Regions from separate parts of the Homo sapiens genome. Here region 1 is linked to region 2. The links are chromatin loops, found by intact Hi-C in ENCODE. Cell type or tissue: Caco-2. All regions are shown on one strand. Each heading gives the region's core, and the rest is flanking DNA. Links, peaks and the distances in the headings are about the cores only. Region 1 has its middle 41 kb from the start of MGST1. Region 2 holds the start of LINC02378 (long intergenic non-protein coding RNA 2378).

Region 1 (13,958 bases), core at 1-8,000, 1.2 Mb before region 2:
GGAGCTCTTTCAGGGCAGGCCTGGTGGTGACAAAATCTCTCAGCATTTGCTTGTCTGTAAAGTATTTTATTTCTCTTTCACTTATGAAGCTTAGTTTGGCTGGATATGAAATTCTGGGTTGAAAATTCTTTTCTTTAAGAATGTTGAATATTGGTCCCCACTCTCTTCTGGCTTGTAGAGTTTCTGCCGAGAGATCAGCTATTAGTCTGATGGGCTTCCCTTTGTGGGTAACCCGACCTTTCTCTCTGGCTGCTCTTAACATTTTTTCCTTCATTTCAACTTTGGTGAATCTCACAATTATGTGTCTTGGGGTTGCTCTCGAGGAGTATCTTTGTGGCATTCTCTGTATTTCCTGAATTTGAATGTTGGCCTGCCTTGCTAGATTGGGGAAGTTCTCCTGGATAATATCCTGCAGAGTGTTTTCCACCTTGGTTCCATTCTCCCCATCACTTTCAGGTACACCAATCAGATGTAGATTTGGTCTTTTCACATAGTCCCATATTTCTTGGAGGCTTTGTTCATTTCTTTTTATTCTTTTTTCTCTAAACTTCTCTTCTCGCTTCGTTTCATTCATTTCATCTTCCATCACTGATACCCTTTCTTCCAGTTGATCGCATCAGCTACTGAGGCTTCTGCATTCTTCACATAGCTCTCGTGCCTTGGTTTTCAGCTCCATCAGGTCCTTTAAGTACTTCTCTGCATTGGTTATTCTAGTTATCCATTCATCTAATTTTTTTTTCAAAGCTTTTAACTTCTTTGCCATTGGTTCGAATTTCCTCCTGTAGCTCGGAGTAGTTTGATCATCTGAAGCCTTCTTCTCTCAACTCATCAAAGTCATTCTCTGTCCCGCTTTGTTCCGTTGCTGGTGAGGAGCTGCATTCCTTTTGAGGAGGAGAGGCGCTCTGATTTTTAGAGTTTCTAGTTTTTCTGCTCTGTTTTTTTCCCATCTTTGTGGTTTTATCTACCTTTGGTCTTTGATGATGGTGACATACAGATGGGTTTTTGGTATGGATGTCCTTTCTGTTTGTTAGTTTTCCTTCTAACAGACAGGACCCTCAGCTGCAGGTCTGTTGGAGTTTGCTGGAGGTCCACTCCAGACCCTGTTTGCCTGGGTATCAGCAGCAGTGGCTGTAGAACAGTGTGTATTGGTGAACCGCAAATGCTGCTGCCTGATCGTTCCTCTGGAGGTTTTGTCTCAGAGGAGTACCCGGCCGTGTGAGGTGTCAGTCCGCCCCTACTGGGGGGGTGCCTCCCAGTTAGGCTATTCGGGGATCAGGGACCCACTTGAGGAGGCAGTCTGCCCGTTCTCAGATCTCAAGCTGTGTGCTGGGAGAACCACTACTCTCTTCAAAGCTGTCAGACAGGGACTTTTAAGTCTGCAGAGGTTACTGCGGTCTTTTTGTTTGTCTGTGCCCTGCCCGCAGAAGTGGAGCCTACAGAGGCAGGCAGGCCTCCTTGAGCTGTGGTGGGCTCCACCCAGTTCCAGCTTCCCAGCCGCTTTGTTTACCTAATCAAACAACTAACTCAGCAATGGTGGGCGCCCCTCCCCCAGCCTCGCTGCTGCCTTGCAGTTTGATCTCGGACTGCTGTGCTAGCAATGAGCGAGACTCCGTGGGCATGGGACCCTCCGAGCCAGGTGCGAGATATAATCTCCTGGTGTGCCTTGTTTTAAGCCCATTGGAAAAGCACAGTATTAGAGTGGGAGAGACCTGATTTTCCAGGTGCCGTCTCTCACCCCTTTCTTTGACTAGGAAAGGGAATTCCCTGACCCCTTGCACTTCCTGGGTGAGGCGATGCCTCGCCTTGCTTTGGCTCGTGCACGGTGCACTGCACCCACTGACCTGCGCCTACTGTCTGGCACTCCCCAGCGAGATGAACCTGGTACCTCAGTTGGAAATGCAGAAATCACCCGTTTTCTGCCTCACTCACGCTGGGAGCTGTAGACCGGAGCTGTTCCTATTCGGCCATCTTGGCTTCTCTCTGAGCTAATACTTTTAAAATATTTTGCACTCCACAGAGGAAGGTTTTATATGTAAGTCTGAGTTTTGTTTTTCTGAGTTGTTTTCAGTTGGTCCATGTGATTACATTTTTATACATGGTAAAAATTTATATATTTTTTTCCAAGTCTTTTTCTTTTTCTTTTCTTTTCTTTTTTCTTTTTATTTTTGAGACGGAGTTTTGTTCTTGTTGTCCAGGATGGAGTGCAATGGCATGATCTCAGCTCACCGCAACCTCTGCCTCCCGGATTCAAGTGATTCTCCTGCCTCAGCCTCTTGAGTAGCTGGGATTACAGGTATGTGCCACTACACCTGGTTAATTTTGTATTTTTAGTAGAGATGGGGTTTCTCAATGCTGGTCAGGCTGGTCTCAAACTTCTGACCTCAGGTGATCCATCCGCCTTGGCCTCCCAAAGTGCTGGGATTACAGGCGTGAGCCACCATACCCGGACCTGAGTTTCTTTCTTAAAGTTTGTGTTAAGATGTTGCCATGTGGGGACAATATCATAATATAACATACTATTCTGTGTGTGTCTGCACATGTATAATACAGATATTATTTTAAAATATGATTACAAATGGCATAATCTCTTTCTTAAACCATACAGGTTTTTGTTGCATTTTTTTTCATTAACACTATGCCCTGAGACTTTATTACCAAAGGGAAGAGGAGAGGAGGCATTTTCTATTCAAGAAGCCCACAAATAGGAATTAACACAGGTGCAACAGGGGGAATTCTTCATTGAAAAGGGACAAAAAGTAGAAATTCCTCTGGTACAAAAAGAGGGGGTTCAGAGAGAATGGATCTTGGGTTGGGATACTGCTGGGGTCCCCTGAGGGAACTTACCCATCTCTGGCCTTTGTGAGAAGATAGGCACCCTATTGAAGGATATGCCCCATGTAATTGATTTAAATGTGCCCTCCTGCCCCCCAAAATGTATCCAACTTCTAATCCTTGGAACCTATAAATGTGACCTTTTGTGGAAAAAAGGGTTTGGGCAGACATAATTAAGTTAAGGTTATCTCGATGAGATTATTCTGGATTAGATTGGGCTCTAAATCCAATGGCAAATAATTAGAAGAGAAGGGGAAACAGATGCAGAGACACAGAGAGAAGTCCACGTGAGGACAGATGCAGAGAGTGGGGTTACACAGCCCCAAGCCAAGGAATGCCAAGGGTTGCAAGCAACCAGAAGGTAGGAGAGAGGCAAGGAACAGACGCCCTGGAGAATCCAGACAGAACCAACCCTGCCAACAACTTGATTTCAGGTTTCTGACCTCCTGAACTGGGAGATAATAAATTTATGTTTTAAGCCGCTAAGTTTGTGGTAATTTGGTATGAATTGCTCTAGAAAACCAATATATCTCACTTATTATACCAAACTCTGGGAAGAATCCCAATCACAGGGCACCTAAGTGCAATAGGGGATGCCCAAAAGCATAGTAATATTGGTCAGGTAGTTTGCAGGGGTGAGTTCCAGAGAGAAAACCCCTAAGTATCTCTTGACGTACTTTTGTACGCAGCTTCCTGGAGTTCTGACATGCTCCTTGTGGGATGCAGAAGGCAGCTGATGGCTGCGAAGCAGTAGGCCTATCACAGGGATCCCTGTAGTGAGGGATAACTCTAGCTGGGGTTACAGCAGAGACTATAGGTGGAGTTGTAGAGTAACGGTAGAGGCCAAAGAAGGAACAGGAGTTAGGTGGGAAAGGGGAAATAGTATCAGGTGCTAGATATGCTGAGAAAACAGCCCATGGATTTCACCCACCGTGGACTTGCTAGAATGGATTTAGATAGGACAGATCAGAAGAAACTATTTGCAACTCAGAGAAGCAGAAGCCAGGGAAGAAATATAATTTGGAACTAAAGATCGCCTCCCCAGTATAAAGTTCTTATTGTGCCCAAATTTTATTTTGGAGAGGAGGAGAATCTTGAAAAGAGAAATTTTAATAAGAAATAGTTTGAACTGCAATATGAATTCTGCTGCAATGGACCATTGTAATCAGTGTGAATGGGGCAAGTCTAAAATTTCTTTTGTCATTAGGTGGAGGGAGGTTGGAAGTGAAGGAAGAACTCTGAGGTTACATCAATCACATGATTTCTTTAAAACTACATTTGTGTGCATGAATTGTATATAATATTTGATCTTATTACACATAGAAATGGCAAAAATCAGTGGTTATATGCTTTCAATATTTTTCTCAAGTAAAATCCACTATAATTTTTACCGGCTAAATTTATACTTATTTTATTAACAATTTATTTGCACATCTGCCTGGGAAAAAGTCTGTTTCAAACAATGATAATCTGATGCAACTGTATCTCTTTTAGTTTCAGACCTACCATCAAAGCCCAGGAGAAGCCCGTCTCTTTTCAAAGGGCTTTCTTTTTTTTTTTTTTTTCCTCAATCTGGGTGGCTAACTTTGATTTGTCTTTGGCACGATACTGTGGAGCTCACAAGTAACTCTCATTAAGAGTTCTGCAAATGCTAATTGATAGATCAGCAAGTTTGGAGGGCTGCTTTTAATACATACAGTTTCTTTTGGAGTTTTGCGTCTTTTCTACCTCTTAAGAGTCAAGTCTATTTGACAGCCAACTAGAGAGTATTGAAGTAATTGCCCATAAAATGAGAGTCTCCTATCTACCCTCTTCTCAGCACACTTGCCTAAAGAATCTGCCTACTGCCTTCACTCTTTGCTTCATTTGGTCTTTCAGTGGCTCGTTAGGTGTGGGCTCCTTTTGGCCAGGGCTACCCAGCTCTATTTCAGTTCCCTGTATGCCTGTTTGCCTTCGGAGGCAGTGACAAATTTGCTAGGTTGCGAGGTTTGCACTGGTCAATAAACCAGTCCAAAGTATCCAAGCAGTTTGTGGTTTGGAAATTCTTGAGCTCTTTTGGAGAAGATCGGTGATTTCCCATTGCCACTAGATGTCCCTGTGTGACTTTTCTTTTGGACATCAGTGCTGTACACGCGGCAAGTTATTTCTACTCTGCTGGATAGAAGGAAAGTGCTCCGCAGGCTCTGAAGAAGCAGTTTATAGCGGCATGTCACCCAAGCTAGGACTCGGCACAACTTAGCCCTAGCACATGGATTTAGAGTGCAAGGGTATGGCAATGCCGAAAATTACTCAGACTGTGCAGAAATCAGGATTATCTCTATAGAGGTCCTGGGATCTTTCCAACTTGCATCATTAAACTTTTCCTGCCTCCCAGCCTACTCTCAATACTGAGACCGAAGCTTCTAAAACAATCTGTCATGAAGAATTACGAGCTAGCTTTTAAAAAATAGTTTTTACTTCTGATCTTTTGCAGGCCAATGCCTGATGTTACTGTATATGACCAGTATGCCGCTCACTGTGTGAGTTTGCGAACACCCAAACTGTGTACAGTAGGCCCCCTTTGTCTCAGTTTTCCTTTCTGCAATTTCAGTTACCTATGGTCACTTGCAGTTCAAAAATATTAAATGGAAATTTCCAGAAATAAGCAACTCGTAAGTTTTAAATTGTGTGCCACTCTAAGTAGAGTGATGAAATCTACTTCCAACTCCATCCGGCCTGGGATGTGAATTATCTTTTTATCAAGCGTCTCTGCACAATATACACTGTCCACCCTGTCAGTCACTTAGCAGCCAGCTTGGTGATCAGATCGATTGTAGTGGCATTGCAGTGTTTGTGTTCATGTATTTTACTTAATAATGGCCCCAAAGTCCAAGAGTAGTAATGCTGGCATATTATAATTGTTCTATTTTATTATTAGTTACTAGTTATTGCTGTTAAATCTTTTACTGTGCCTAATTTGTAAATTAAACTTTACAAACTTTATAATCTTTATTTTATTGTGCCTAATTTATAAATTAAACTTTATCATAGTGCATGACATACATGTATAAATGGGAAAAAAAACAGCACAGTCATGCATTGCATAATGACATTTTGGTCAATGATGGAGCATATATATGGCTGTGGACCCATAAGATAATAATACAGCTGGAAAATTTCTATCACCTAGTGATGTCATAGCTGTCCTAACATTATAGTGCAAAGCATTACTCCCCTCTTTATGTTGATGCTGGTGCACACCAACCTACTGGGTTGCAAGTCATAGAAAAGCGAACAAGTAATGTCCTAGGCCTTCGCATTCACTGCCCACTCACTCACTGACTCACCCACAGTGACTTCCAATCCTGCAAGCTCCATTCATGATAAATGCCCTATACAGGTATACCATTTTTTTTTTTTTTGAGATGGAGTCTCGCTCTGTTGCCCAGGCTGGAGTGCAGTGGGGCTATCTCGGCTCACTGCAAGCTCCGCCTCCCACGTTCACGCCATTCTCCTGCCTCAGCCTCCCGAGTAGCTGGGACTACAGGCGCCCACCACCACGCCTGGCTAATTTTTTGTATTTTTAGTAGAGACGGGTTTTCACCGTGTTAACCAGGATGGTCTCGATCTCCTGACCTCATGATCTGCCCGCCTTGGCCTCCTGAAGTGCTGGATTACAGGCGTGAGCCGCCGCACCCTGCTGTTTTCTACTGTATTTCACTGTACCTTTTCTATGTTTAGATACACAAATACTTACCATTGCACTACAATTTGTCTACAGTATTCAGTACAGTAACATGCTACGTAGATTTGTAGCCTAAGAGCAATAGTCTACACCATATAGCCTAGGTATGTGGTAGGCCATACCATCTAGGTTTGTGGAAGTACACACCATGATGTTTTCACAAAGATAAAATCACCTGCCAATCCATCCCTCAGAATGTATCTCTGTTGTTAAGCAATACATGACTGTATATAGACATATTAAGTTGGTGCAAAAGTAATTGCGGTTTTTGCCATAAAAGTGATGACAAAAACTGCAATTACTTTTGCACCAACCATGTTACTGTACTGAATACTGTAGGCAATTGTAACACAATGGTAAGTATTTGTGTACCTAAACATAGAAAAGGTATAGTGAAATACAGTAGAAAACATTAAAAATGGTATACTTGTATAGGGCATTTATCACAAATGGAGCTTGCAGGATTGGAAGTTGCTGTGGGTGTCAGTGAGTGAGTGGGGAGTGAACGTGGAGGCCTAGGATATTACTTGTTTGCTTTTCTATGACTTGCAACCCAGTGGGTTGGTTTACACCAGCATCGTCACGGAGCTGAAGGTGGCTCACACTAGCTGGCAGGGGCCAGTTGTTACCAGTAGGATTTGATACTATTGACAGTTTCAGGCATCAACTGGACTCTTGAAATATACACTTGCAGATAACTGGTGTCTACTGTATTCCCTGTTTATTAAAACCAGTTAATTAACTATATGCTTGGTTGTCACAGCAATATCAGCTGGCTATAAGTGTCCTTTTAATGCTTACTCTCAATTTCTGTATTTATTTTGTGACACACTGGAAACACTTAGTGGAACCCTTCAAGCGACACTGGCCTAGGCATTATCACAGGCTGAGTTCTACATCCTTAAATTAAAACTAATGGACCTCGAGGAACTGGAGAGGCTTAAGGCAGCTTTAGGAGACTTGAGTGGAGACTCTTGTAATGTGGCAGGAGCTGTACTCTGTCCTTCCAGAACTCCTGCTCTAGGCCAGGCCTGGACCTTCCACTGAGCAACTACACTGAATCTCAGATGAAGGCCACTTTAAAACAGAAAACCATGGATGATCCCAGGAAGCAACAGCAATAGAGAAGGAATGCTTCTTGAAGTTCAGCTTCTGAACCTTCTTGGGGAAATTAAGTTAATCTTGTAAAGTGCCACTTTGCGTATCTGAAGACAAATACAGGTGGCATAGGGATGGTAAATACCTTGCACTGGGATTCGTTTTAATAATTAGCCATAGTGACACCTAGGTGATAGATAATGTGATGGCTTACCCAGCAACCAGCTCCAATTACAGAAATAACAGAAGGAAATTTTAGCTTCACAAACTGAAAAGAAATAGTTTGTTTACTCGATGCATCAACAGTTTGTATCTCAACAGTCATTTATTGAGCCAGTTATTTGTAATGCAAGAGCACAACTTGCCTAAAAATAATGTTGAGAATAGTGGTTAAGTGTCCTGTTTTGCTTATAGAAGACCATTTAAACCAGACTGTAGTTGAACTAAAATAAATAAGGTCTCTTTTTGTCTTTTTTGTGATTCCATGGGTCGGGTCAAATTGACGGCACGGAACATTGCTTACTCTTGAAATTCCAAACTCTTGAAATTTCAATTTAAAATATTGGGTTTTCCCTGCCCTTCTTAGGATAGCCAGTAGAAAAATGGGGTTTCCCTGGATTTCCTTGGTCTGGTAGGTGCAGCAATATGACATGAGTACCTCATAGGAGGGACTACAGAGAAGCAAGGATTCCAGATGGAGGGAGAGTTTGGAATGTGAAAGAAGGGTGTTATTAGCTGATGCTGACTCATTGGGGTTTGAAGTATGAACACGTGTTTAGTGAGCAATATTGGAGTTTTCATAGTAAGAGCTTGCAGAGGTGGCTGGGAGTGAGGCATGAGATCTCTCGGTAGAGGCAAAATAGAGTGATGAGAGCCAGAAGCACTGGATCAGGTGCTCCCAAGGGGAAGTTGTAATGAAGAGTGAGGCAGGATTGCGTAAGTAGAAAAAGAGAAAAAGAGAGCAATGCTCTTGTGAAAAGGGAGTTGAAGTGCAATACAGACTGCAGCTCCATCCGTCAGAGGGTTGAAATTTCACACACGAAGGCTCATTTTGATATGTTCACATTTATGTGGCAAGCGCTCCAAAAGGGAGGCCCTAAATACATCTTGTCAGAATAACTCCAGCAAAGACTGACATTTACACATTTCTCTGGTTAGGAAATGTAATAGAGGCAGGGGCATATACAGGTTTTATGGGGCCTAAACCTTATGTAATTTGAGGGCACCTCAGGGGAAAAAAAAAAAGAACAATTTAAAATATTAAACTGGGTAGAGAATTTTTTAAAAAAATTGTCCACTTTAGAAAGCTAACACATGCTACAAATTATAGAAAAAAACAGTATTTGTTTAAACTCTAAACATATGCATATTTGCTATATAGGCAAACTCATGTCTTGGGGGTTTGTTGTCCAGATTATTTTGTCACCCAGGCACTAAGCCTAGTATCCAATAGTTATTCTTTTCTGCTCCTCTCCCTCCTGCCACCCTCCACCCTCAAGTAGGCCCCAGTGTCTGTCGTTCCCTTCTTTGTGTCCATGTGTTCTCATCATTTAGCTTCCACTTATAAGTGAGGATATGCAGTATTTGGTTTTCTGTTTCTGTGCTAGTTTGCTAAGAATAATAGCTTCCAGCTCCATCCATGTTCCAATAAAAGACACAATCTTGTTCTTATTCCTTTTTATGGCTACATAATGTACATCATTCCATGGTGTATATGTACACATTTTCTTTATCCAGTCTGTCATTGATGAGCATTTAGGTTGATTCCCTGTCATTGCTATTGTAAAGAGTGCTGCAATGAACATTCACATGTATGTCTTTATAGTAGAATTATTTGTATTGTTCTGGGTATAGACCCAGTAATAGGATTGCTGGGTCAAATGGTATTTCTGTTTTTAGCTCTTTGAGGAAGCGCCACACTTCTTTCCACAATGGTTGAATTTATTTACACTCCCACCAAGAGTGCATAAGTGTTCGCTTTTCTCCACAACCTCTCTAGCATCTTTTATTTTTTGACTTTTTAGTAATAGCCATTATGACAGGTGTGAGGTGAAATCTCATTGTGGTTTTGATTTGCATTTCTCTAATGATCAGTGATATTGAACTTTTTTCATATGCTTGTTGGCCAGATGTATGTCTTCTTTTGGAAAATGTCTATGTCCTTTGCCCACTTCTTTTTTTTTTTTTTCAATTTTACTTCAAGTTCTGGGATACATGTGCAGAACGAGCAGGTTTGTTATGTAGGTATACATGTACCACGGTGGTTTGCTGCAGCTATCAACCCATCATCTAGGTTTTAAGCCCCACATACATTATTTATTTGTCCTAATGCTCTCCCTCCCCTTTCCCTTTCCCCCCACCCCCCGACAGGCCCTGGTGTGTGATGTTCCCCTCCCTGTGTCCATGTGTTCTCATTGTTCAACTCCCACTTTTGAGTGAGAACATGCAGTGTTTGGTTTTCTGTTCCTGTGTTAGTTTGCTGAGAATGATGATTTCCAGCTTCACCCATGTTCCTGCAAAGGACTTGAACTCATTTTTTATGGCTGCATAGTATTCCATAGTGTATATGTGCCACATTTTCTTTATCCAGTGTATTATTGATGCCTTTGCCCACTTCTTAATGGGGTTGTCTGTTTTTCTCTTGTAAATTTAAGTTACTTATAGATGCTGGATATTAGACCTTTGTCAGATGCATAGTTTGCAAATATTTTCTCCCATTCTGCACATTGTCTGTTTACTCAGTTGATAGTTTATTTTGCTGTGCAGAAGCTCTTAAGTTTAATTAGATCCAATTTGTCAATTTTTGCTTTTGTTGCAATTGCTTTTGGCATCTTCATCATGAAATTTTTGCTCATTCCTGTGTCCAGAAAGGTATTGCCTAGGTTGTCTTCCAAAGTTCTCATAGTTTTGGGTTTTACATTTAAGTGTTTAATCCATCTTGAGTTGATTTTTGTATGTGGCATGAGGAAGGGGTCCAGTTTCAATCTTTTTTATATGGATAGCCAGTTATCTTAGCCCCATTTACCAAATAGGGAGTTATTTCCCATTGCTAGTTTTTGTCAGCTTTGTCAAAGACCAAATGGTTGTAGGTGTGTGGCCTTTTTTCTGGGCTCTCTATTCTGTTCCATTGGTCTATGTGTCTCTTTTTGTACCATTACCATGCTGTTTTGATTACTGTAGCCCTGTAATATCATTTGAAGTTGGGTGATGTGAAGCTTCCAGCTTTGAAGAGCAATATTTTTACTTGTCAATCTTATCTCTAGAATTCTTTTTTGCGTATTTGCATTGCGTCTTCTTTGATTGCCTCTTCACATGACGATGATTGTGTAATTTGATTTCCTATAGTAAGAACAAGATAATTCTTTCCACTAGCCTCTAGCATGGTTAATTTCATTGGCACTCTCAGAAAGTTTCGTTTTATTACTTTCTCAGTAATATCATGCAAACTTTTAGGACTGTTGACAAATTTAGAAAGATTTCTATCAAATTTCTTTATCTGTAAACTTTCTGGAAGAATGTTCCCCAGGCTAACTGGTAGTTCCATACATTTCAGTTTCATTTTTCTCCCAGTATGTACATAGTTTGAATGCCTGACACAATAATATATGTTCAAGTCATAATCTCAACTCCAGTCCTTCACTTTTGTTCCAGAAATAAGAAAAACAGATATTGCTTATAGTCTTATAGTCATTTTGGGATATGGCTTTATAGTCTTCTAGTCATTTTGGAATACGGCCAAGTTATTTTCCTGTCTCTATATCTCTGTATGTCTCTATATCTATCTAGATATATACAAAGATATATCTATCTGGATATATACAAAGATATATCTGTATACATATGATAGATATATAGATAGATTGAAATATACATTTTTGTATATATATAACTGTCTATATCTATTATATAATTACTTGTATCTGTATCTATCTAGAGGGACCTAGAGAGATAGTAGGTAGATAGGTATAGACATTTATCTATATCCCACTAAAACACCTTAGAAATGCACTCCCAGCTCAAGTTCCCCTTAACCATATATAGAAAATGCTCTTGGCCATTCTAATGTCACCCATCATGAGTTGAAGTTTTATAAGGGGGAAGTTAAAATGAGAATAGACAGTGGTCTTAACTCTTTCCTGTTTTTAGTTTTGTAAATTGTTTAGAGACATATGACCACATAAACACATTGCCAGAGCCCCTGCCAGGCCTTTGGAAGATGCCTGTGCAAATAAGGGGGCCCTGATATTTTTGCTTCCTTAGCTTCACAGTAAATCTGTGAATGGTGACAGTGGTAGGAGAGTTTTCCCCAAAAATGTCAAGAATAGAGAAACCTACCCTGTCATATGAAAGAGAAGCAGCTTTAGCTTCCTGCAGTTTCCTTCCTCATTTCCAAAAGAGTAAAGTGAAAGAGGAGGTTATGGGAGGAATAGCCACACTCTCAGAGCCTTTCAGGGCAGGCAAAACCTGCAACGAGAGGCTGCTCACACAACAGCAGTGAGTCTGGGATCACTGCCACTGTGGTGACAGTAGTAGCAGCAAAGGTGCAAGGGAAAAACCACAGATTTGGAACATTGTTTCATCAAACTCAAGGCCTAGAGAAACAGCAGGTAACAGAGTTGATGGATGTAATTAAAACGGTTATAAACCTTTGATGCCCTCTGATCTTGAGGGACATGGGTTTGAGGAAAGAAAGTACACTGTGATTCCAGATATTATTCTAACAGTGCACTAAGCCTGTTGCGCTCATTATGTTACCCACACTATTTTGATTTTCCTTCCTTAGACCTGTGGCCCAGAGGTATCTGCTACACTTCAACACCAGGAATGTATTTAAACTACCAGGATACTGTATCAGTTAAACTCCATTCAAACCCAATCTGAATCAAATGGTATAGTCTTTTATTGTCATTTTGTTTAGTAATCTACTATATTGCTAGACCACAATTTCTTTATCCAGTTTATGAACATTTAGGCTGCTTCTAGTTTTTGCTATTATAAATAATGCTGGCACGAACATTCAGGTACATGTGTCCTTATGCTAACATAAAATCTATTCTCTGGACTATATGGCCTAACTACTGGACTGTAGAATATGCACATTTCCAATTACACTAGGTAATTACAAACTATTTTCCAAAGTGATGGCATTAAAGAACACTTCCACAGAAGTGTGAGAGTTCCTGTTGCTCCGTATCTTTATCAACACTTGATGCTGTTAGAACTTTTCATATTTCTCAAATTAGTGAATGATTAATAGTATCCCATTGTAGTTTTAATTAATTTATTTTTTTATTGTGGCAAGTATCTTTTCTTTTTTTTCTGCCATTGGAGTTTTGCCTTTTGGAAATGTTCATTTAGTTTGTTTGCCAATTTTTTCTATTTAGTTATTAATCATTTTCTTTCTTTCTTTCTCTTTCTTTTTCTTTCTCTCTCTTTCTTTCTTTCTTTCTCACTCTCTTCCTCCCTCCCTCCCTCTCTCTTTCTTTCTCACTCTTCCTCCCTCCCTTTCTATCTTTCTTCCTTTCTTTCTTTCTCTCTCTTTCTCTCCCTTTCTTTCTTTCTTTCTTTCTTTCTTTCTTTCTTTCTTTCTTTCTTTCTTTCTTTCTTTCTTCTCTCTGTCTCTCTTTTTTCTTTTCTTTTCTTTTGAAACAGAGTCTTGCTCTGTCACCCAGGCTGGAGTGCAGTGGCATGATCTTGGCTCACTGCACTGCAACCTCCACCTCCTGGGTTCAAGCAATTCTTGTGCCTCAGGCTCCAAGTAGCTGGGACTATAGGTGCCTGCCACCATGCCTGGCTAATTTTTGTATTTTTAGTAGAGACATAGTTTCACCATGTTAGCCAGGCTGGTCTCCAAGTCTTAGCCTCAGGTGATCCACCTGCCTCGGCCTCCCACAGTGCTGGGATTACAGGTGTGAACAACTGCACCTGGCCTTATTCATGATTTTCTTATGGATTCATAGTTTTTTTTATATACTGAAAACTAGCCCCTATCAATTTTATGTATAGCAAATATATTCTCTCAATGGACAGCTTGTTTTTTCACATGCTTTACAATTTTTTTGATAAGGTTTTCATTTTAATGTAATTAATTTTAATATATTTTATATTTGGGTTGGTGCTTTCTGAATAAATTTTATAATACTCCTAGTTTATAACAATATTTACATTAATTTCTAAAGTATTTATAATTTTATTTTTCACATATAGGTCATAATGCTGGGGAAGGATTTTTTATATATATATTAGAAGGTAGGGATCCAATTTTCTCATCACCATTTATTTAAAAGTCCATTATTTTTCACTT
Region 2 (15,401 bases), core at 2,998-10,997:
GCAGTTAGTTGAAAATATATCTATCTTCAGTTTATAGCTTTTGTGCTTTTCTTGGTGGACAGATGTCTTCAGTTTTCTCGTGATTTCCCTCCAAAATTCTATATTAATGCTCAAGACAAAAAAAGAGAATAAAGGGATATTTCCCAAAGCTAGATACCAAGTTTATATTAGTCTTTAAATTTGTCTCAAATTGATTTAGACTTATATTTTATTTATAGGCATCTAATTTCTTTGTCATACACCCTTAAAATATAAGTGTTTCCTGACTTATATTGAAAATATCTTCTAAATAAATTCTAAGCATTAATCTATAATTTTTGAAAAAATAACGCTCTTTCAAGATTAAAGGTAGTACAGTTATCTAATTTAGGACCGAAACATCCATTTTGCTTTCCCATTGTAAACGAAATTTCCTTGAAGTTAAATTTGTCAGTAGCAGCAATTCTTTTTTAAAAATTGTTTTTGTTGCTAATTTGTATCATACAGCTAAAAGTATTCATGGATATATAGTTAAAAAACAAGAAAACCTCAAAAGATCTCTATTTTTAGAAAATTCAGTTTAAATAATGTTGGGCAAATTTGGAGGATCATATATTACTGTTATGAATGAAGCAATATGAAAGGTAAAAACAAAGTTGGCACCTTGTTTCTGAGTCCATTTACTAGGCAAACCCTTGAAATATGTACTGTTTTGTAAAAAATGTACATTTTACTACATCAACTAACACATGTGGGCTAAAGTGGAATTAACATGCCACTGATGTACACACAAATTCAAGCCCTCTGTGTGACATAAATTCAAATAAATACCAATTAATGAAATTTTTAAAATTCAAAGAAAAATGAATGAAGCTATTTGAGAGGTAGTGTACATCTATCTAAGTTAGTTTCATGTAAAGAAGAGTTTCTTGGAAAACATTGTACATCTTTTGCAGTATAAACGTAAAGCAATCAAAATCATTTTTAATTAAAGCTCTTTTTCAGTTCACTAAGGAATACGGAGAGAATGCCAAACTGTGTTAATGTACTCCATTATGACTTTGACTATATTTTACAACTTGAAAAATTTTCATTTTTATGGTGCCATCAGCCTGCTACTTAATAGAAAATGTTTTATTGACATTTATGTTCTTTACCTAATGATGTGTATTTAAATGATGGCTGTCATCTTCATTAGAACTGACTGTTGAAAGAGTAATAAGAATGAGAATACAGAAACCTGGTCTCATTTTAATTGTACAAACTGAGAACATAACATTGGGCTGAACATTTCACCAATTTGACTACAACATTTAATTTAAAAATAATATATATCTCCAATATTGTATGATCATTATTATTGTGATTTATTATGCTTACTGACACATGAAATATATGTATATATGTATATTTATATGTGTTGTTTTCTATTTGTTCTTAAAAATAAATGTGCTGGCCGGGCGGGGTGGCTCACGCCTGTAATCCCAGCACTTTGGGAGGCTGAGGCAGGCGGATCACAAAGTCAGGAGATCGAGACCATCCTGGCTAACACGGTGAAACCCCGTCTCTACTAAAAATACAAAAAATTAGCCGGGCGTGGTGGCGGGCGCCTGTAGTCCCAGCTACTGGGGAGGCTGAGGCAGGAGAATGGCGTCAACCCGGGAGGCGGAGCTTGCAGTGAGTGGAGATCGCGCCACTGCACTCCAGGCTGGGAGACAGAGGGAGACTCCGTCTCAAAAAAAAAAAAAAAAAAAAAAAAGTGCGTATTAATTATTTTAAAACTTTTCATCTGAATGTATTAATTGCATCAATGATTATCAGAAAAATATTAGGCTTGGTATAGAAGTTATTCCAAAGACACAATCTGCTAATATGCCCAGTATTGATTAATATGTATCAATAGAAGTCATTTAGATGTATAATGGATGATCACAAAAATCCTGTTCCTTCAAACAAGTGTTGAATTGTAAGCTATTTTCAGCTTTTATTTAGTTAATTTTTATTAACATTAAACAAGGCAGTAAGAAAATGATTCATTACAGTCACCATTCTATTTCTTGTCAAATTATAATTTGTGGTTTTTTGCTCTTAAAGATATGTTCAGCACTATGTTCTTAAATAAAAAAAAAGTTGTCAAAGTTTTTGTGATCTAGAATAAAGAATCTAAAAAAATTGTACTAAAGAAATTGTATTCAACCTTTACTTCTGTAACTAGCAATACAGTATAGTTTAACTTATTTTTGTAGTGAAGTATTGAATAGAAAACAAATAATATTTACTTCTAAAATGTAACATACATATACTCTATTTCAACTTATTGAGGACATTTATATTTTTCCAGTATAATACCTAATTAGAATTTCTATCATGTCTTCATATTCAGTTATGACTTTATTATTCTGTCCTATGTATTTACCTTACATATAATGCCATTGTTGCATTGATGTACTGTTTTGTAATTATTTGCTTTTGATCCTGTAGTAGAGAGTGTTCAAAATGGCTCCCAATGGTTCCTGTCTCCTGTATAGCCTACTCACATATTGAATCATGGTTGTTCCTGTGTGATAAAATGAATACAAAGTAAATGATAATGTTTCACTTCTTAGGCTAGGTCATAAAATCCAATGTCATTTCTGTTTTGATTTCTTGACTTATCTGCTCTGGGAAAAACCAACTGCCATGTCATGAGGAAGGTCAAGCAGCCCAGTAGAGAGGCCTAGGAGGAAAGAAGCAAAGAACTCCATAAACACCATCATTAACATTTTAGCCATTTACATGGACACTGTCAGACACTTTAGCCTAATCTGACTGTGACTTCATGAGAGACTCCAAGTCCGGTCTACTCAGTGTAGCCACTCTTGATTTTCTGGCCCACAGAAACTATGAGCTACAGTAAATTAATATTGTCATTTTAAGTCATTTTATTTTTGGAGTGAGTTGTTAAACAGCCATACGTAACTAATAAAATGTTTTAATTTCTATAAGTTTTTTGGACATATGGACTGTAATTATTTTCTTTTCTGTATTGCAGATACTTAACACAATGCTAGCCACAAAGTGGAAGCTCACTTAATGTTGGCTGAATTTAAATAAATAAATGTAAATATAATCTCCTTGTTGGTGCTATAGGTTTAGAAGGGGCTTAAAAAAGCAGTAAACATCTATTATTCAAAATTGGCAGAAAAAATTGTCCAACATCAGCTTGGCCAAAAAACTTAAGATTTTAGGCAACAAGGCAATTGATCTAGTTATTCTGATTTAAAAAAATTAACTATCTTAGTAAGCCTAGTCACAAAACGTTCTACTCAAAATTAAATATTTCCTAAGAACTATCTAAAATCTTTAAATGGTCAAGAAAGTTAATTTGTAATGCCTACACTTGATTTTCATCCCCAGTTTTGTTTTGTTTTGTTTTTTCTGATTCTATGGCAGAAATTATTTTTTTGGATCTCAGCTCTTCAGGCATATTAACCAGAAACAAGTAAAAAATAAAAACTATACAAGTAAGGCTTAAATTAATTCTGACAAGCTGTAAATGCTTTTTCTGAATAGATTTTGAGAAAACTGGATTAATTCTACTTAAAAGTAATGACTCTTCATTAATAAAGTTTTAGAATTATTTTTCTTTTATTGAGATGTTCTAAGAATTATTCATATGTAGAATGTTTCTGTATTATAAACATTTTATTAGATACCAATATTAGATATTATATATTATTATAATTGATTCTAGAAGTAGACAATTCTTTTGGATGAAAGAGAAAAACTAAATAATTTTACCAGTTTAAGGTAGAAACAAGATACAAAAAAGATGTGAACCGGGAACAAGAATAAACCTATTATCTAAACACAGGTATAATAATTTTATTTTAAGTGTCTGTCAATCAACTGATGACAAATGATTGGGATTTGATACTAGAATGCCTAATATATCACATACATTTTATCAATTATTTAAATCAAAAAAGGGTTTATCTCTAATATTGTTTGCCTTTCAATGAGTCATTTTTATTGTCATTCTAAATTCTCATGTTACCAAACGACTTCGAATATCTTTAAAAAGAGAGTCCTAAGCTTCAGTGAACTCTGGTAGCGTTTGTTACTGTCCTACAAGAATGAGCCCAGATTGGACGAAGACTTGCATAATTAATTCTCTAACATGGAAGCACCGTTTTGAGTCAACTTTGCATAAATATACCATTGATTTGCAGATTTACTAATTACACCTTCTTATTGTGAATATGTCTGAGGCCTTTTAAAAAAATTAAATTTTGTCCATTTGATACTATAATTTGATTATTTCATAATCAATATAAATAAGACTAAGAAAATAAAGTAATGGTTTCTGTGAAAGAGTAATTTGTTTAATGCCTGAACAGAGGAAAAGACCACAAAGCCAATGATATAAAAACAAAACAACTCACCAATTCATTTTATTGGCTATTAGTAGATGCGGTCATGTTAAGGTGGAGAATGAAACTAGAAGTGAAGAGAATATTATGGTGAACAACAAAGTAAATTGGAGATAAAAATGTAGAGAGATTTAAACATGATCAATAATATATATTCCTTAACTGTCCCCCAAACCAACTTTAACTTTCAGACTTTAAAGATCCCATTTTCTTCCTTCCCTTTTTTCTTTCCTTTTTTTTTCCCTCTTTTTCTTTTTTTTTTTTTTTTTTTTTTGAGCTCTGCTGCCCAGGCTGGAGTGCAGTGGCGCGATCTTGGCTCACTGTAAGCTCCACCTCCCGGGTTCACGCCATTCTCCTGCCTCAGCCTCCCGAGTAGCTGGGACTACAGGTGCCCGCCACCATGCCCGGCTAATTTTTGTATTTTTAATAGAGATTGGGTTTCACCGTGTTAGCCAGGATGGTCTTGATCTCCTGACCTCATGATCCACTCGCCTCGGCCTCCCAAAGTGCTGGTATTACAGGCGTGAGCCACCTCGCCCGGCCTCTTCCTTCCCTTTTTTCTACCATCAAAAATAATAAATTGTCTAAAAGATTTTCTTGGCAGCTAAATACGAATGAAATCCCTCATTTTTGTCTTTTTATTGTTCAGGTGACAATATACAAACTCATCAGTTGCAAGTAAGCTAATTAAATATTAATAATACATATTGATTATTAATGTATATCTCTGAAACTTTTTTCTTAATCTAGTTTAGTCTATTAAAAAAGAACCTTTTCTCTTTGTACTTATTTGTACCTTGGGATAGTTAAATACACTCCTACAGCCACGTTCCCTAATGTGCTTCTTTAATTTTCAAAAGATTCGGCTTCTTATATTCTTGGTAGAGAATATAGCTCAACCCACTATTTAATATATTTTATGATCTTTATGTGAAAGCTACTGCTAGTTAGCTTTAATTAGCTTTGCCAGCCACTTTACACTTCAATGTTGTATTTGTTTTATAATTATTGTGTTAATTTGTTTATTATTTAGTGTCTACCCATTATAGTATCAGGCATATGAGGTAAGAAGCTTTGTCCCAAAACTTACCACAGTGACCGACTTGTACTACGTGCTTAATAAACATTTGTTGAATAAATAAAATCATCAGTACACTGTGAACATAATAAAACCAACTCAACACATTTAGAAGTACAGTGATTAATTGATGTTAAAATATTGGCAGTATAGAATATCTTTATAATGGCTGACATGGGGGGGGTGTCATGTACAATGTGTGACATTTATATCCCTGCAAAACTGTTGATCAGAAACTCAACTCATATTAAAATCACAGAAGTGATTTCCAGACATTGAGTCCAATCCTGGGTAGCCTCAGCCTGGAGGCCTATCCTGCTGATCTTTTTATCTAACTTAACTCCTCTTGGAAAAGGGAGTACAAATAAAATATCAACAAAATGGTTAAGTGATACCTTTTTTTCTTTGTCAAAGTTAAGGGTTGAAAGGTATCAAAATTATCCTCTAACTGTATTTTTAAAATGGAGAACTGGGGCCATGAAATCCTCAGAATGTTATGTGGAAGAGCTGGGGGTTGAAGCTTTTTTGTGCAAATGCTGCTAGCACAATTAAACAATGTGTTTCTGCTTGAACATGGACGATAACGATGTTTTAGAAACAATGGGAAGTGAATAGTTTACATCTTTACTTCCATACAAAAACATATATCTTTGAAAATAATACCTACTAATGAGACATCAGAATGAAGATAAAATTAGTGACACAAAGCATTTTCACACATTTGAGAGAAAAACAGGAAGCAGAAAACACAAATCACATAACAAAATGCAGTACATTATTTTAATATAATGAAACATAATGAGATTCTGGAGTAAAATAATATTAAAAAGTACATACATTAGATATTTTATTTGAACTTTTGACATTAAGGAAATATGCACCTATATATGACTTAATATGCCCCCATGGTTCCTCTTTAATATAACACATAAAGTATGAACATTTTCCCACTGTCTACATACTTTTGCAAAATTAAGTCACATTAGAGTAGGTAAAGAATATAATTTCCCTCGATTTTAACTCCTAAGTTCCTGTGTTCTGGTATTTTGAAGATAATGTTATAATTAATATATTTCAATGTATAAAAGATTTTAAAATATTTATAAGTATGTAATATACTTAATACATAAAGCCTCTCTATTCAACATCTTCCCAAGTGATTCAGGAATAGCAACTTTATTTTGCAATTTTGAAAGTAGAATACTTTTAAAGTATTTAAACTATGTTTCATTATATACAATTTATATGCATGTGATCTCAAAATAATCTAAAATATCTAAAACCCTTGAGAGAGGCCTTCTCATTGTAAGCTTTAGAGAAACTGGCAGATGTCAGGGAAGATACATTGAGGCAGTGAGTTGCTTTCTATTACATTCGATTCAAAATAGAACAAAAAGTCACAGTTTTTTTGTTGTTGTTTTGTTTTCTACAAGACAAAAATCAAATAAAGAACTCCTCTCAGACTCAAAAACACATATTGGAGCTACAAACTAATACACATCGCAGCAAATTAATAATGGAACATGCCTACCAGCAGAAATTTGACATTTGCTACTTCATTCAGCAAACATTTGAGTCACTGAGGTTTCAGAAACACAATCCCAATTTAAAAGAACATATAATGATGAGAAAGACACACAGACATTTGATGGGGCAAACATTATTTACATATGGGTATCTGAAGAGAGGATTCTTACCATTCAGGCTTAACTTTAATCCTTTCTTCTCCCTTTCCATCCTCTACCCACTTCTTACACTTATTGAGACAAGAAGACAAATCGCTGAAGTCAGATACTGCAACAAAATGACAACGGGCATTAGAAGAAGAAAAACGCTCCCTCATCACAATGGAGCAAGAGTGTTGCATAGTGACTAGCTGGAGCCTCCTGGAGGACAAGGCATGTAGAGCAGGAAATAAGCACAATACGGGTAAAATGAGACAATGTCAGAATAGGACACCTTGGTTGAAAGAAAATGTATTTGTGGAAGAAAAAAGAACCTTCTGGGAGATTCTGAAGTCTAGTGGTTGGGTGACGAGGCTGAGGCAGGAGAATGGCTTGAACCTGGGAGGCAGAGCTTGCAGTGAGGTGAGATCGCGCCAATGCACTCCAGTGATTAAATATCTATTTTATTTAACAATGTACTTGTAGCACCTGATATATTTGAAAGAGCTTAAAGATTAAAATATTTTAATTTCTGTTTATTTTGGGCTGCATTGAAGATAACATTGTTCTAAGACTGGACTGGGTTACTGATTTTTAAGCAATAAACAAATGGCAAAATTACCAAAGTTACTTAGATAAGAAATACTGAGAGAAGGCCTGTTTTGGAAAGAAAGATGATGAATTCAGTCTAGATATATGAAGTTGAGATACATTTGAAATGCCAACAATGAGATAGAATACATACTGAATGTAAGGCCTGAAGCTCAGCCGAGAGTTCTAGAGAGATGGACCAACAACAGGTCAATAAACGAAACTTAGGGCCAAGAGAAGAATCCAGTATTTCCACCTCATGGCAGGAATTACATAGTCCTTACCAAATTGATATGTAACACAGAGAAAATTTAATTGGTTTCTAGACTGTGCTTATACTATAGTGATTCTTAATAATTATACCCAAACTTCTGTTAAAGCCTTGAAAAAACCTTTAGAAAATGAAGGAGAAATAACAAATTCCATAAGTAAAGAGACAAAAAAAAAAAAAAAAAAGGAAAGTGGCTAGGATCCATAGGATTCAACACAAAAATATATACTGAAAATTCAGAGGTAAAAGGAATGTAGTGAGATGTAACCATGGAAATTTAAGATTCTAGTTACCCTTAAAAATCTTTTGAGAGAAGGTGGACAATGAATTTCATGTAAGTTACAGGATTAAATACTGAAGCTGTTTTATTTTAAAATTAAAATTATGAACCAATAAAGATAGAGAATTGGGGACATTTTATTTACACATTTTAAAAGGAAAAAAAGGCAATCTAGATGTAAGGGAAACAGAGAAAGTCACAAAAAACTTGAAGCATATACCATGAGAAGGTCTCCAAAATAATCACATATGGTGAAAGCCTGGGTTTTAAGGTGAAAGCACAGTACTAGGGTGACAAAAATTTGCCAGTTAAGTAATTAAAAATATTATTTTACTAACAACAAATGTCACTTGCTACTCTTTAAGCTCCAAGAGATTTTGTCTGAAAGATCCTCGGTTCTTAGAAGCATGATTGGTTTAAGTAGCTGGCACTCATTAAATGCTTCTTGAATTAATATGGGTATATGGATGAAAACACACAAACACACACATACAGGAATATATAAAGAGAGAGAATTACACTCCTTTGTTCTTGCTATAGATTATAAAAGCTGCTGTTAGAAAGGCCCATACTGGAAAGAGGACAGGAGAAGAAGAAACCCTGTAGGAGTAGTGAAAACCATACAAGTAGCACATTGTCTTGAACCAGACAATCCTCTAAGGATTGTATTAGTAGTTAACAATTCACTGGCAGTTTTAAGATATTTGTGCACTGAAAGCTACAACTAAACTAGTAAGCACTGACAATGCTGTGAGGGTGATGGAATAAGACCCATCTTCTAAAATGGCTGGTGTCGATTTGGGAATTTAGCAGCTATGTTCAAGCAGAATTGATTTTTCTCTTATCGTGTCTGCCCTCTGCTGAAGACATAGGGTGCCAATGGAGAATTAATCATATATTCTGATATATAACATTGAAACTTTTAATTAAAATTCAAGTAGCTAAAAGTGGATACAGTAGACAGTTGGACAGACTATTTGGCAGAAGCTGTGTTCTAGAAAAAAAAAGATAGAGAAACAATTTCTCTACATGACTGCTTTGGAGCTCTCTTCTCTCAGCCATTCTTGGTGCGTAAAGTGAAACTTTACCCCAAATGCATACTATTTGGAAACAGAAAAAGCTTTTTTTGTTGAAGGATACAATGGAAAATGCATAAATCAACCTTCTCTATTTGGATGACTTTGGTAATTTGCATTCATCTGTTTAAAGAGAGTTGTCTTTGGAGACTTCTTATTTTTACATAAAAATTACACTCAGCATCTCCCAGCTTCTTTTGTTCACTAAAATTAGATTTGCTCACTTATGCAATTCACAGGACCTAATTTGTTCAGAGGGAAGTCACATGCTATTTACAGCATGTCCTTTCTCACTTACCTTCCTCAAAAAAAAATTAATAATATGGCAGCTCCCCTTCCGTGGCACAGTGCAAGTGCTGGTGATTCACGGGGTGCGCTCCTGTGGGCAAAAGGCCACCTCTCTATTACAAAACAGAAATGAAAAATTGGCAAAAAAAAAAAAAAAATAAGATTTGCAAGTATCATGGGATTTTGTGAGAGTAATTACACTGGCTTTCAATATTAATGAACTTTTGGAGGACCATCCATGAAGCAGTCCATTGAATCTTCAGCTTCAACCATTCTAGTCCTGTGTCTTTGCTGATAATGGAGTCCTAACTGTATACCAATGCTGAAAAACTCAAAGACTGCTCTCGTTATCATAACTGTAGTGCAGTATTCTATCCGCTGAATGTATAACCACACTCTAATTTGGAAAAGTATTAGCAGGGCATTTGCAGAGGGAAGTGTGTTTGCTATGCTATATGAGATTCTCATATATTGATATATATGAGAATATATCAAGAGATGATCAGAAATGAACAGTGTATGAACAGTAAATACATATTTTTAAGATGGTGTATATAATTCCTCTACTGTGCTTTATGAGCCTTTAAAACATATCACCTGCTAAAATAAAACAGGCTATTTTTATATATGCCTGTTTTTGTCGCTTGCATGGTGTGTAAACTTGAGAAAATTATAATAGATATTTCTAAGCTTCAGTTTTCTAACCATAGAAGAGGGATAATAGAATATGCTACAGAGCATTTGTGAGGGCACCAGTGACAAACCATCAGAGCCAGCTTCGTGGACATGGGAACTGCCTACACACACAGCACAGCACCCTGTGCTTAGAGGAGCCCTGCAGTTAGTTTAATGCTCTCCTGTTGCTCTATGGAAATTCTTAATAATGTTTGAATAGGGCCCCCCAATTTTCATTTTCCACGGGGCACATAAATTACATAGTTCTTTCTGCAGTTAATAAGTCGTCTGGCCCAGTGATTGCCATATGTTAAGTGTTCAATATTTATTAGTGTCGTATTTGCCCTCCTCCTAAATGTGCAGGGTCAAAGTCAATCAAAGGGTCTACTGCTTTATACTGGTTTCTCACACTCTTAGGCTCTGGAAATCAGTTTGTTTCATTTCCTCCTCTTGGCCGCCTTTTCCCACATTACGTTTGAGGTCACATTTCAGTACTGGCTGCACATTATCTAACAATTTACTAGGCCCACATGACCTCTTTCCTGGGCCTATAAAGAACCTCATTTAAAGCCTTTGGGAAATAATCACTTGATCACTTTTCACAGTGAGGAACTTGCCCTTAGGGCTAGATTGAAACAGAAAGTTAAGAAAACGGCTAATGGTGCATTGGGATGTAGTTTTAGTTTGGGTGTTCAGCTCAAATCTAGGTTTTTTTTTTTTTTTTTTTAATTGCTTTGGGTCTGGTGTCAGGTCTGGGCTTTGGAAAACCAAATCACAGAATATCTAGTTTATGTCCGTTCTAGCCCCTATGAACTATATTTCATCATTGATGGTACAATCACGTAGGTACTTTTATAGCCAATTAGTATACTAGTGTCAACAATAAAAGCAAGTGTGACATTTTATATATAGTTAATATCTGAATATGCATATTCAAATATAGGCAGGTATTCCAGATCAAATTGAAAGTAAAACTAGTTCTAAGGTACTTTTTGCATTGACATTCTACTAGTTATTGGTTATATATGTTTACTTTTAATTATAATAGAAAATGCTACAATAATTCACAGGGGTGAAGTTGTTAATTGTATGTTCAAAAACAATTAAGGACTTTGAAATAGATAAATAGTGAAATGAGAGTTAATGTGAATACTAAGAAAGTGAATTATATAAAAATCTTTAGAAAGATTATATACTTTTGAGCCAACAAATGTTTATGTAATTTAGATAATACTAGAAAAAAATAAAAATTAGATTATCTCATGATTTTTATTGTTATGTAACTAGGTGTAATAACATTATTAACTTTAAACAACATATAAACTCTACACATTTTAGCTAGTTATTTATACTTAGAGTATGAATCTTTCTAGAAAACAGTTATAACTGATAGTTTTTTAAAACATCTTATGAGGATAAAAAGCAAAGAACCAACTTTCAGTCTCAAAATTTCATTGAGAAGAAAATCCTAAATCATTTAAAAGTAACATTCATGACAAATCATCTTTGAGTCAGATATAATGAACAGCATAGAGAGAATGAAGAAAAATGAAAGTGGCATAGAAAAATTAGATACCTCAAGCAGATACCAGCTCTCACTAATAACCTTCAAAAGAGTATACTTAATAGAAATGCATCATCTTACTCATCATCATTTTAGAAGTAGAATAAAATTGCTTAATTAAATAGAAGACTGAAATGATCTTAAAGTTCTCTTAGTTTAGTTTTGTTGTTGTTGTTTGTATTCAATGCCTTTATTGCAAAATAATGTTGCACAATAGTGGATGCTGACAGAGCAAGCCAACAAAATACTTTTCTTCTCTACCAAATTCATTTGCAAATGAGCATTTATTTAGAATGGCAAATGTGCAGCACATTGATCTAAGGAGTAATCTCAGCTAATGGTACAAATAAATATTTGCTCCTCTACTTCATTCAAATATTGACATTTTAATATTCTTTGTGGTTAAAATTGTATTAAAATTAATAATTGTGAATACCAACAATTTATTTTATTATGATAATATTTTTAACACTGGGTCTTTTGGCATTTGGCCAAAATATATATTCTGGATACAAATACCCTGCAAAATAAGAAACGTTAAAAAGTTACAAAGATGGCAACGTTGATAGCATATTTCCTTGATTATAATTCTCTGTTAGACCTGTTACATGGAAACCCCTGTTGGACCTTTGTTTTTGAATTATATCTGAGAGTAAAGCTCCCACTCAGTCATTTCCTCAGTCATTTATAATGTTAATTTAATTATATTTTATTTTAGACCTTATATTATGTATTTAAACCTTTTTAAGATTGGATACATTTTTTCTTACTATAATAACAATTGCCTGAGATTGGAAAACATTATAATATTAATAGCATTTTACAATAATATCACAAAATAGTATTAGTTTTTTGTAATAAAATATTAAACCTTCATATTTTTGTATAAATTTGAAAAAATAATTTTCATCAACAAATTAAATTTTTAAATTTATGTAGATATAGCTTAAAAATCCTTTATGTTATTTTGAAAATTTGAAATTTTCAAAAAACACGTAACAGCAAATGCATTTGTTTTTAATAACTGAAAGCATTCATCTCTCTTTTCTCTTATTATTTTTTTTTCTCTCCCACCCAACGTTAAAACAAATGGACTCATACTCATCATATACCTTATTTGAGGGAGATAATTTATATATAAATTTATACAAGCACACACATGTATATTTAATATATGTTGTAAATAAACATGTTTATTAGGTGCATTAAATTTCTCATTTTACATATAAATTCAAAAAGAAAATGCTTATTTTTTAAAAATACAAATTATTGATACACCCCAAATTTGGAGGTCAATGCTAGAAAAACGAAAATGGCTCCCTATTCTTTACTTATTGTTAGATGAGTATAAAAGATAAACACAATAGTTTTTCTGAGTATTTAACCAGATTATAGAGCTATTGATCCATTAATTCAGTTGTAGAAGAAAATGACACTAAATGTGTGCTATTCTTCCCATGCATTTGTATACAAATGAAGTCAGCTGAAACCTATTCATTTATTTTTTGATTCATTAATTCATGCCACCTGTCTATAAGCATTATTCTAGAAGACTGGAGATACAGTCATAACAAAGAGAGGCAAAATGCTTGATTTTATGGAGCTTACATCATGATATACTGAATGCCATAGACAATAAATCAAGAAGCGGATAAAGCCGTTGGGAAGGGCTTTCTGATTTGAGGTCCGATTAAAGGCTCATTAGTAACTTTTAAAAAGGGGAAAATGAAAATGACTTGAGAAGGGTAAAAATTTTTAGCATAGCAGATTGTAGGGAAATTGTAGAAAGATGCTGGGTTAGAGAACATCTTTTGTTCTGCTTTAGTAATGATTGGAGACAGGGAGTTATGGCTTGGTTATGCACATCTAAGCCTGAAGTATTATCTCAGCAATAGTAAGACAATGACATTGAGAGATGCCATCCGGAGTGACACAGAAAATGGGCCTGCCATGATTAACCCACATCTAGGAATATGTATTAGTACCCTAACTCCTAGTTTTTAATTGATTCCAAGACAAAAGATATAATGTTTGTCTTTATTCTATAATGGAAACTAAAATTATGTCTCCATTTCTTTCTCATGTCCTTTAAAAAATTATTGAGATATAATTCACATACCACACAAATAATCTATTGAAAGCATATGATTCAATGATTTTCATATATTCATTCAGTGTACAACTATCACTACGTTGAATTCCAGAACATCTTTATCATCCCTAAGAAACCATGTACCATTAACAGTCACTTCCATTCCCACCATCCCCAACCTAATTTTTGTCTCTATAGATTTGGTTATTCTGGACATTTTATGTAAATGGAATCATGTCATATGTCATCTTTTGTGATTGGCTTCTTCCATTTAGCATAATGTTTGCAGGGATTATTCATATAACATGCATCCGTCCTTCATTTCTTCTTTTTTTTTTTTTTTTTTTTTTTTTTTTTTTTGCAGAATAACACTCTATTGTATGGAAATACCACATTCTATTTGCCCTCTCATCAATTGATGAGCATTTGGATTCATTTCACTTTTGACTATAATAAATAATGCTCTTATGCATATTCCTAAACACGTTTTTCTATGGGCAGTTTTAAAATTTCTCTTGAGGTTACACCTAGCAGTGCAATTGTTGGGTTTAACATTCTCAGAAGGTACTATTTTATATTTCCGCCAATACTGTATGAGAATTCTCATTTCTGTTCCTTAGCAAATTAGCACAGTAACAGAAAACTAAATACCACATGTTTTCACTTATTAATGGGAGCTAAATTATGAGAACACAAGCACACAGAGAGGGGAACAACACACACTGGGGCCTATTACAGGGTAAAGGTTTGGAGGAGGGAGAGGATCAGAAAAAACAACTAGTGGGTACTAGGCTTCATACCTGGGTGATGAAATAATCTCTACCAGGTGAAAAAAAAAAGCGTTCTCATTTCTTCATACCACCACCAAGATTTATTTTTATCTATCTTTTTTACTATAGCCATTCTAGTGAGTGTGAAGTGGCGTATTATTTTAGTTTTGATTTGCATTTTACTAACAGCTGACAATGTTCAGCTTCTTTCCATGTGCTTTGTGCTTGTTGGACATTTACATAGACTTTCTGGAAAAAAAGTCTAATCAATTATTTGTCTATTTTAATCCTTTGTTGGTCTTTTATTATGGAGTTGTGTGTTTTTTATGTATTCTGAATGCAAGTGACATAACAAGTACCTGTTTTGCAAATAATTTCTTCTATTCTGTGGTTTACATTTTCACTTTGTGTTTTTTGATGTATAAATAATCTTAATTTTTATGAAGCCCAGTTTATTTTTATTTCATTGCTTGAGCTTTTGGTGTCATATCTAAGAAATCACTGCCTAATTCTAATTCTATGTTTTTTCCCTAAAGTTCCTTATAAAAGTTTTATAGTTTTAGATTTTTGATCTTTTTGAAGTTAACTTTTATATATGATGTGATGTAGGTCTAACTTCATACATGTAGGCTCAGCTTTAATTGCAGAAAACACTATTACT

Evidence for each region. Peaks named below come from ENCODE experiments on the same cell type or tissue, not always from the same donor. Only the 100,000 strongest peaks of a DNase experiment are listed, where the experiment ranks them.
Region 1: a loop joins it to region 2, with 9 times the contacts of the local background. A loop is called at or near these places in 2 of 110 quality-filtered maps.

What each region holds. Positions count from the first base shown.
Region 1 is chr12:16,381,312-16,395,269 of GRCh38, forward strand. It overlaps a transcript of MGST1 not described here. Among named protein-coding and RNA genes, the nearest start is that of MGST1, 41 kb to the left of the region's middle. RefSeq lists enhancers at 1,047-1,640, 1,641-2,233. In Caco-2, for the core only: a CTCF peak has its summit at 4,940 (motif pointing right); DNase peaks (open chromatin) are centred at 1,530, 1,840 and 4,920; H3K4me3 peaks cover 647 bases.
Region 2 is chr12:17,581,828-17,597,228 of GRCh38, forward strand. LINC02378 (long intergenic non-protein coding RNA 2378) reads right to left here and starts at 7,251. Exons shown (of 5, transcript NR_146522.1): 1 at 7,167-7,251; 2 at 4,404-4,458; 3 at 2,635-2,695; 4 at 2,396-2,540; 5 at 1-109. LOC124902888 (a long non-coding RNA gene) reads left to right here and starts at 7,362. Exons shown (of 2, transcript XR_007063231.1): 1 at 7,362-7,556. In Caco-2, for the core only: a CTCF peak has its summit at 7,332 (motif pointing left); a DNase peak (open chromatin) is centred at 7,334.